2 separate regions of the Homo sapiens genome follow, and region 2 is linked to region 1. A link is an interaction called in ENCODE POLR2A ChIA-PET data of the cell type or tissue named here. Cell type or tissue: PC-9. All regions are shown on one strand. Links, peaks and the distances in the headings refer to the core of each region. The heading gives the core; the rest is flanking DNA.

Region 1 (4,381 bases), core at 382-4,381:
GGGTTTTTCAGCGGGCGAGGATGCATCTAGAGCCCCCTGGTGTGCCGCTCCCCTAGCTGTGCTGCTTTCCCCGGCCTCCCAGAAAGTGTGTGGGGGAAGACAGCGTGGGCATTCAGCAAGGGGTGCTCTCCCCTTTGCCTCCCACCCCATCCTGCTCTTCCATGCTGGCCTAGAACTTTGGGGCCACATTGTATCTCTAGGATTCTTTCCCTTTCAGCCAGGAGTTTTTGTCAGACCTGGGAAAGTGGGACCCAGACTGCCTTGGGCCCAGGTTTCCAGGGTGGGTGTCAGCCTGTCCCCTGACCCCCATCTGGCTCTTCCCCCACAGCTGCTGGAGTACTTAGGGAAGGGCAAAAGCATCGTGGATGTGGGGCTGGCCCAGGCCCGGCACCCACTCAGCACCCGCAGCCACTACTTCGAGGTGGAGATCGTGGACCCTGGAGAGAAATGCTACATCGCCCTGGGGCTGGCACGGAAGGTGGGCACAAAGGCTGAGCTTTTTTGCTCATGGAGCTGCTCAGGTCTGGGGCTGTTGGGGCAGCACCAGGAAGCTCTTAGGAGAAACCAGGGGAGCCCAGGCTTTGGAGGGAGGGTGCTAAGCTGAGATGGAACACAGTTGTATGTGTCTGCTGTGTAAGAGTACACACCCCATGTGACCAAGGACCTGAGACAGGTCATGACTGCACCACACACTAAGGCCTGGGGGGAGGGGGTGGGACATGCCATGGCTCTGGCCTTAAAAGCTTAACTAACACTTTCCTCACCCTCCCTGGTTCCCCTGAAGCCCCAGTGCCTGCAGGGTATGAGTGTGCAGGGTTGGCACTCTCTGGGCTGTGGTCTGTCCCAGAGGTTCAGATGCTACTCGCCACTCTCTCCTGTCTTGTTTATGCATGGGACCATAGATTTTCTTTTCTCTTCTTGGTGCAGGACTATCCCAAGAACAGGCACCCTGGCTGGAGCAGAGGGTCTGTGGCTTATCATGCAGGTGAATAGCGGGCTGCCTGGGAAAGGTGGGATGGTGGGAGATGTGGAGGCATAGGGACATCCACTTTCCCCTCTCCTGGCCCCTCACAAATGGCCTTGCTGTTTGCCCTGCTGCTGGCTGACCTCCCCTTCCCAAATCGCTAGTGCTTCCTCCTCATCTGTGTTTTCCTCCCAGCTCTGGAAACCAGGGGAGCAGGACAGGAGAGGGAGATCTGGGCCCAGATGGGACATTCCAGGCCTCTGAGCTGGTCCCCCCGTGCCCTTCCTGCAGACCCTCATTTCCTCATTTTCTTTTTTCTTTTGCTGCTTGGTTTCCTTGGCTTTCTTTAGAAGAAAACTGAGCCTAGAGTTCCTCGACCCACCTCCCCCTGCCTGCCCTCCCTGGGTGTTCATTCCTTCCCTAGGGCCCCCTCCTCTGACTCATTTCCTAAGGGTTCTCCCTTACCCTTACCTTGAGCAGATGGATACTACGTCTCTTTATTTTATTTGGTGCCCCCTTCCCATATATCTCGCTCCAATTTTTTTTTTTTTTTTTTTTTGAGATGGAGTCTCACTCTGTCACCTAGACTGGAGTGCAGTGGCATGATCTTGGCTCACTGCAACCTCTGCCTCCCAGGCTCAAGTGATCCTCCCACCTCAGCCTCCTGAGTAGCTGGGACTACAGACGGGCGCCACCACGCCCAGCTAATTTTTGTATTTTTAGTAGAGATGTTTCGCCATGCTGGCCATGCTGGTCTCAAACTCCTGACTTCAGGTGATCCACCCTCCTTGGCCTCCCAAAGTCCTGGGATTCCAGGCGTGAGCCACCGCGCCCGGCCTCTCTCTCCATCTTTGTTTCCGCCCTGACCCTTCCCTTCCTCTGAGGGGTGGGAAGTGTTCAGCTTCATGAGCCACTCTGGGGGTGTGGTGTCAGCCCTCCTTCCTCAAGTGTTTGTCCTTTCCCCTCCCTCCAACAGACGATGGGAAGATCTTCCATGGCAGTGGTGTGGGGGACCCCTTTGGGCCACGCTGTTACAAAGGGGACATCATGGGCTGTGGAATCATGTTCCCCCGGGACTACATTTTGGACAGTGAGGGTGAGTGGGGTAGGGGTGGCCAGCCAGGCTGCTTGGGGCCGAGGGTGGAAAGGCACCACAGGAGCTCAGGTTTCCTGGTCTCCTAGGGGACAGTGATGACAGTTGTGACACAGTGATCCTGTCTCCGACTGCCCGGGCCGTCCGGAACGTGCGGAATGTCATGTACCTGCACCAGGAAGGGGAAGAGGAAGAGGAGGAAGAGGAAGAGGAAGAGGATGGGGAAGAGATAGAGCCGGAGCATGAGGGCAGGAAGGTGGTGGTGAGTACGGAGAGTTTGAGGTGGGACCAGGGTTTTTGGGTCTGGGCAAAGGGTGGGTATTAGTGGGGAACAGAACTCACAACCAGGGTGGGAAAGACGGGAAGCTCTGGCGTTGCCCAAGGGCTGTTCCCAGCTCCAGGGGTTGCTGAGATCGGGAGACGGTCTTGGGAGGCTGTTTTCCGGCCTCAGCACGCCCTCTGGTGGTCACTTCCCATAACACCTTAACTGCCCCTCTCCAGCCCCGCTGGAAGCTGGGGTGATTGGGGTTCAGGCCTGTGGAGCTCCAGCATCCTCAGGGAAGAGGCCACAGCCTGCTTGCTCCATTCTTCTCCCCACCTCCTCCCCAGGTTTTCTTCACTCGGAATGGCAAGATCATTGGGAAGAAGGATGCTGTTGTTCCTTCTGGAGGCTTCTTCCCCACCATTGGAATGCTGAGCTGCGGGGAGAAAGTCAAAGTAGATCTGCACCCCTTGAGTGGCTAGGGCCTCCCCTCCAGACCTGCTCCTTCTCCCTGCTCACCCTCTGCTGGGCCAGGCACCCAGTTCCTGACTTCCCAGAGGCTTCGTTTACCCAGCAGGCCCCTGGAGGTGTGTAGTCACTCTGCCCCCACTGGCTCAGGCCCCTGTCACGCTTCTCTGTGCCCACGTTTCTGACCTGGTGCTGCCACTGTTGTCAGTCCCTGGGCCTGAGTCCCTGGTTGGACAGGAATGGACCCAAAGAATGGTGTTGGTATGTGGGTGGTCCCACTCGCTTTGGTCAGTGGGCTTCTGGGTCCCCCTTTCCCTCACCGGCCCTGTGTGGGTGGAGAGGCGTGAGCACCCTATCTCAGCTGCTATTCGGGCATGATGCTTTGTAGAGGGTAGAGTAGACAGCCCCCTCCCCTACTCACCATGGTATTTCTCCTTGAATTCCTCTTTCTTGTTTTCTTTCCTGGTTGTGTGAACCAGTTGCTGCTGTCATACCCCTGGCAGGGCCAGGGGACCTCTCTTTGGTCATCTCTGTCCTTTCACTGGCTGCTGCCCCAGGAAGACTCCTCTAGGCTCTCCATCTTTCCCTTGAGAGCTGGCTCCCCACCCCAACCTGCTCAGGCACCACAGAGGATCTAGGTCTCTGGCTCCCCATACCTGGACCCACATGGGTGGGTGCCTGTTGCATGTTTAAGAGAGAGGGGCTGTGAGGTGACAGGGCACTAGGGCCTTCACTCCTTTCTCCCCTTCCATCCTTTCTTTACCAGTGCCACCCATGTCCCTAGCTCCCGGGTATTGGGGCTGAGGCTCTGGGGCCTGTCTCCCTGCCAGCGTGAGGGCAAGACCCCAGAGCCTTAGCTGAGCAAGCCCAGAGGGGCAGCGTGGCCCCTCCCTCCCCTTTTCCTGCCCCGTCCCATGCCTCAGCTTGCTGCTTGTGCCAGTTGCCTGTTTCGCTTCAGTGTTTGATTCTAGCACTTACATGTGTCCTCCCCACCAAGCCCTCTATCTCCTTCTAATCCTTCAACCCCTGGCCCCCTCCCCGTAACAGTGACTTTTCCAGGGAGGAAGAGGCAGCAGGAGCTGTTGGCCTTGGTTTGCACAGAGCGGGTAGGGCTGTAGGGAAAGCGGGTGAGCTGTTGTGCTGCTGGGCCTCCCTTTGGCCCTCGCTTCCCACCCTACGATGTATGAAATGTATGTACAGACCAGAGATGTTTATACAGCCGATAAAGATGGAGTTTCCGTATTTATCAGTATGGCCGGAACCAGGAGCCTTTCTAGTCCACTGGGCTAGGAACAGGACTGCTGGATGGGGGCAGCCGAAGGCAGCTTGCTCATGGGGAGATGTGGACCAATGTTGGGCCAGGGATGGGAATCATATGTTCCATGGGCCTGGCTACAGGCCTGAGCACAGATACGTCCCCTGGGAGATGAGGCTTTGACCTTCCTGTGAATAAGTGTTGACTCCAATTTCGGCTAAAGTTTATAGAAATTCTTTATTATTAGACAAAAATAGACTCTCTTTTTTCCCCTATTCATGTGATCCTACTCTGAATCTCTGCTCAGAGGAGGCAGTGACTCGCTCCCCACCCCTCTCC
Region 2 (4,381 bases), core at 285-4,284, 1.3 Mb before region 1:
TTTCTGACTATTCAGGGGTTGATTATCCACGCTATTATTTCTTTCCTACCTGCCATGATGCTGCTCATAACATTGCTCATAAACACTGACATCAGTGGGTGGAAAAAAACAATATAAACAGAGCTAAGACTCAGTCTGGAGGTGGCCGGAGGTGAGAGGGGTTCAATGCAAACCTTATTTGTACTCAAGCTCTGACAAACCTCCTGAGACATTCTCTGTTCCCTCTTCTCCCTATCCCTTACCAGCTCTGCTCAGGCCCTGAAAAGAAGCCCAAAGAGGGGGCAGGGTCTGCATACACCAGCCTCAGATCCGTTGGTTGGTGCATGTGGCCTGTCACATCTGTCAGTTTGAGTCTTTCACTAGATTACCCGAATGAATTACTATTCATTCACCTGGATAAGAAATAAATCATCCCCTTCCTGAGGAAATCTGAGCCATTCACCCTGCTGATTTTGCAGGGCTGAGAGTGCCTGCTGTTCTGGTCTGGATGGCTGTCTGTACTGGGTTCACTTGGGAGCTGCTGGGGGAATGAAGTTCAGAGCCCTGGATGTTTTCAGGAAAAGTAACTTATATCTCTTCTATTACCCATCTACACGGGTAACAGAGAACAGAGGGCTAGTGGGAAGGTGGAAAGGGAGGAGAGGGTAAATGGCAGAAGCTTCCTGTTTTTTGTTTTGTTTTGTTTTTTGAGACAGGGTCTTGCTATGTCACCTAGGCTGGAGTGCAGTAGCATGATCACAGCTCACTGCAGCCTCAACCTCCTGGGCTCAAGCAATCTTCCTACCTCAGCCTCCCAAGTAGCTGAGACTACAGGTATGCACCACCACACCTGGCTAATTTTTTTATTTTTTGCAGAGACAGGGTCTCACTGTGTTGCCCAAGCTTGTCTTGAACTCGACTCATGCAGTCCTCCTGCCTGGGTGCTTCCTGTTCTACAGAAGGGAAAAAACAAGGACTAGAAGTCAAAAAAAAACTGGTCTAAGTGGCTCATGCCTATAATCCCAGCACTTTGGGAGGCCAAGGTAGGTGGATCATTTGAGGTCAGGAGTTCAAGACCAGCCTGGCCAACATGGTAAAACCCTGTCTCCACTAAAAATACAAAAATTAGCCAGGCGTGGTGGCACGTGCCTATAATTGCAGCTACTCTACTCGGGAGGCTGAGGCAGGAGAATCGCTTGAACCTGGGAGGCAGAGGTTGCAGTGAGCCGAGATCACGCCACTGCACTCCAGCCTGGGTGACAGAGTGAGACTCCATCTCAAAAAAAAAAAAAAAGAAAAAAAAATTGGGAGTGTTGCTTCCATTCCTGAAGTACTGAATGACATTTCATCTGGGACACTTCCTTATGCTTGGCCTTTCCCTACTTCTAATGTCAAGAATGAAGCCCAGGAAAGCACCTTGAGGATGCTCAGATCTGACAGGACCACAGGGGATTACAAGAGTAAACACAGAGGTAAAGATTCGGCTCCCTCCCAGTCCCCTTACTTAGTAAGAGAATTATTCTATGGGAGGGACATACTCTCCATCCAGTCCTCCCCAGTAGCATGAATTACTGTGAATTAATAAACCCAACTTTTTTTTTTTTTTTTGAGACAGAGTCTCACTCTGTCGCCAAGGCTGGAGTGCAGTGGCGCGATCTCGGCTCACTGCAAGCTCCGCCTCCCAGGTTCATGCCATTCGCCTGCCTCAGCCTCCCAAGCACCTGGGACTACAGGCGCCCGCTACCATGCCCGGCTAATTTTTTGTATTTTTAGTGGAGACAGGGTTTCCCCATGTTAACCAGGATGGTCTCAATCTCCTGACCTCATGATCCGCCCGCCTTGGCCTCCCAAAGTACTGGGATTACGAACGTGAGCCACTGAGCCCGGCAAAACCCAACTTCTAAAACTAAATCAACTCCCTGGAGCCTTTGCCAATCCCCTACAATCCCTGGGCCTGAAGAATGGTTACTTTATCTCCCAAAAAGAAATCAACAATGCCCTGCTCTTTCCATCATAACTTGAGGGGAAAAAAAAGAATGTCCTGCTCACCTCAGCATCTGGCTCAATGAGTCGAAGAGACAGTTCAGAACAGCCATAAGCATCAGCTGTTGGGAAACAGAGGAGGCAGAAGGATAAGGTTCAAGGCCCTGAAAGCTGCTACCTAAAAACAAAACCTCCTAATTCATTAAACATCAAAAGACACAGGCTTTCACAAAGGACCAAAAACATAAAGTGGAAGTGAGAGCACAACAGGAAAAGGATCTGTGATTTCTCACAGAAATAAATTCTGCTACATGATTCCACAATTCAACATCTTTTAGCCAAAAGTTTAAACAGAACTTCCCTGTCACAGTCCTCTACAATGTCTTCACCAACTGTATATGTGTTACCTGATGTCTTAGGTAGAGAAATTACTAACCAAGCAATAGCTGAGGTCAGAGGAAGGCTTCAGAGTTAGTGTAAAAAGCATGGACTTTAATTGGCTGGGCACAGTGGGTCACACCTGTAACGTCTAGACCCTGTCTAGACTCTGACTCTATCCCAGCACTTTCGGAGGCTGCAGCAGGCCGATTGCTTGAGCTCAGGAGTTGAGACCAGCCTGGGCAACATGGCAAAACCCTGTCTACAAACAATACAAAAAAAAATTAGCCAGGCATGGTGGTGGGCACCTGCAGTCCCAGCTACTTGGGAGGCTAAGGTGGTAGAATCACTTGAGCCTGGGAGCCAGAGGTTGCAGTGAGCCAAGATCGCACCACTGCAGTCCAGCCTGGGAGACAGAACAAGACCCTGTCTCAAATTTTTTTTTTTTTTTTGAGAGTCTGGCTCTGTCACCCAGGCTGGAGTGCAATGGCGCAATCTCAGCTCACTGCAACCTCCACCTCCCAGGTTCAAGCAATTCTCTTGCCTCAGCCTCCCAAGTAGCTGGGATTACAGGCGCCCACCACCACGCCCAGCTAATTTTTGTTGTTGTTGTTGTTTGTTTGTTTGAGACGGAGTCTCGCTCTGTTGCCCAGGCTGGAATGCAGTGGTATGATCTCGGCTCACTGCAACCTCCGCCTCCCAGGTTCATGCCATTCTCCTGCCTCAACCTCCCGAGTAGCTGGGACTACAGGTGCCCGCACCACGCCCAGCTAATTTTTTGCATTTTTAGTAGACATGGGGTTTCACTGTGTTAGCCAGGATGGTCTCAATCTCCTGACTTCGTGATCCGCCTGCCTCGGCCTCCCAAAGTGCTGGGATTACAGGTGTGAGCCACCATGCCTGGCCTGTATTTTTAGTAGAGATGGGATTTCGCCATGTTGGCCAGCCTGGTCGCGAACTCCTGACCTCAAGTGATCCGCCCACCTTGGCCTCCCAAAGTGCTGGGATTACAGGTGTGAGCCACCACGTTCGGCCTATGTCTCAAAATTTTTTAAAAAGCATGGACTTTAAGTCAGACAGATATGGGTTGGAATCCAAGCTGAGCCATTTTCTACATGTGTGACCCTGAGAAAGTTACTAGGTTGAACCACATCAGATAACTGCCACTTTTGTACTTTTCTCAATGGTCACATACAAGTAATTTCATATAGTTCTTCATGGTTTGGTTTCCTCATTTGTAAAACAAAGGCACCAATGCCTACAACTCATAGAAGTGCTATGAGGTTTAAATAACAATATACTTTACAAAGCACTTATACCAATAATAAGAGCTCAGTAAGAGTTGACTTTCTCAAACTTTCACTTTTGCCTCAAATTATCTGGGGGCTTATTTTTATTTATCTATTCTCCTAGAAGTTGCTATCTGAGGCAAACAGCTTTTCCTGCATATAGGAAGCAGGTTAGGACTATACCCAAGGTCTTCTCCAGTGATCCATTCAGAATGTATGGTTTCAACATGACCCAGGTTGTTAGCTAATTGGCTCAAACTCAGTCAGGTATGGACCCTTCATAGAAGAAGCAAGTATCCCCCTGCAGTCTTGACCATACCTCAGAAATCCATCTTAAAAAACACTACTCAGGGAAAGGTATTAAAACATATATGATGTTTCCTAATGGATGCAAAAGATTAATCTAGGAAAACTTCCTTTCTAGGCGATTCATTTGCCGGGCCATGTTTGTGAGGCTGGTGGGATCTCTGACAACTTCATTAGCTTGGTCAGAAGCCAGAGGAACACGGCTCTATTAGGGCCCCAAACCAGTGGCTATGTACTGCCTGTGGTTTAGAAAGTAGGATCAGAAATAGCAAAGAGGGGTGGGGATTCTCACCTCATTTTCATAGGAGCTGCCAATCACATAGAAATAGAGATCTATACTGCTTTTGTATACCACTGTCAGGCCTTCCAAGAGGGCAATTTCACCTGGTGGGGGAAAAAAAGTAAAAATAGTGGGTGGCTTGAGATAAGGAAGTAGGAAAGAAGGA

What was found. Peaks named below come from ENCODE experiments on the same cell type or tissue, not always from the same donor. Only the 100,000 strongest peaks of a DNase experiment are listed, where the experiment ranks them.
Region 2: POLR2A ChIA-PET joins it to region 1 with 5 read pairs; 2 of 35 experiments call an interaction of 5 or more read pairs at or near these places.

What each region holds. Positions count from the first base shown.
Region 1 is chr12:53,064,252-53,068,632 of GRCh38, reverse strand. TNS2 (tensin 2) reads right to left here. Exons shown (of 29, transcript NM_170754.4): 29 at 4,254-4,381. SPRYD3 (SPRY domain containing 3) reads left to right here. Exons shown (of 11, transcript NM_032840.3): 7 at 329-478; 8 at 928-985; 9 at 1,941-2,060; 10 at 2,147-2,319; 11 at 2,667-4,317. The coding sequence ends at 2,801. Among named protein-coding and RNA genes, the nearest start is that of MIR6757, 9.5 kb to the right of the region's middle. RefSeq lists an enhancer at 2,193-2,694. In PC-9, for the core only: CTCF peaks have their summits at 2,337 and 2,537 (motif pointing left); a DNase peak (open chromatin) is centred at 2,502; H3K27ac peaks cover 468 bases.
Region 2 is chr12:54,343,163-54,347,543 of GRCh38, reverse strand. It overlaps COPZ1 (coat protein complex I subunit zeta 1), which reads right to left. Exons shown (of 9, transcript NM_016057.3): 4 at 4,228-4,319; 5 at 2,029-2,084. It also overlaps the pseudogene RN7SL744P. Among named protein-coding and RNA genes, the nearest start is that of MIR148B, 8.1 kb to the right of the region's middle. In PC-9, for the core only: no CTCF peak of the experiment used is centred there; no DNase peak of the experiment used is centred there.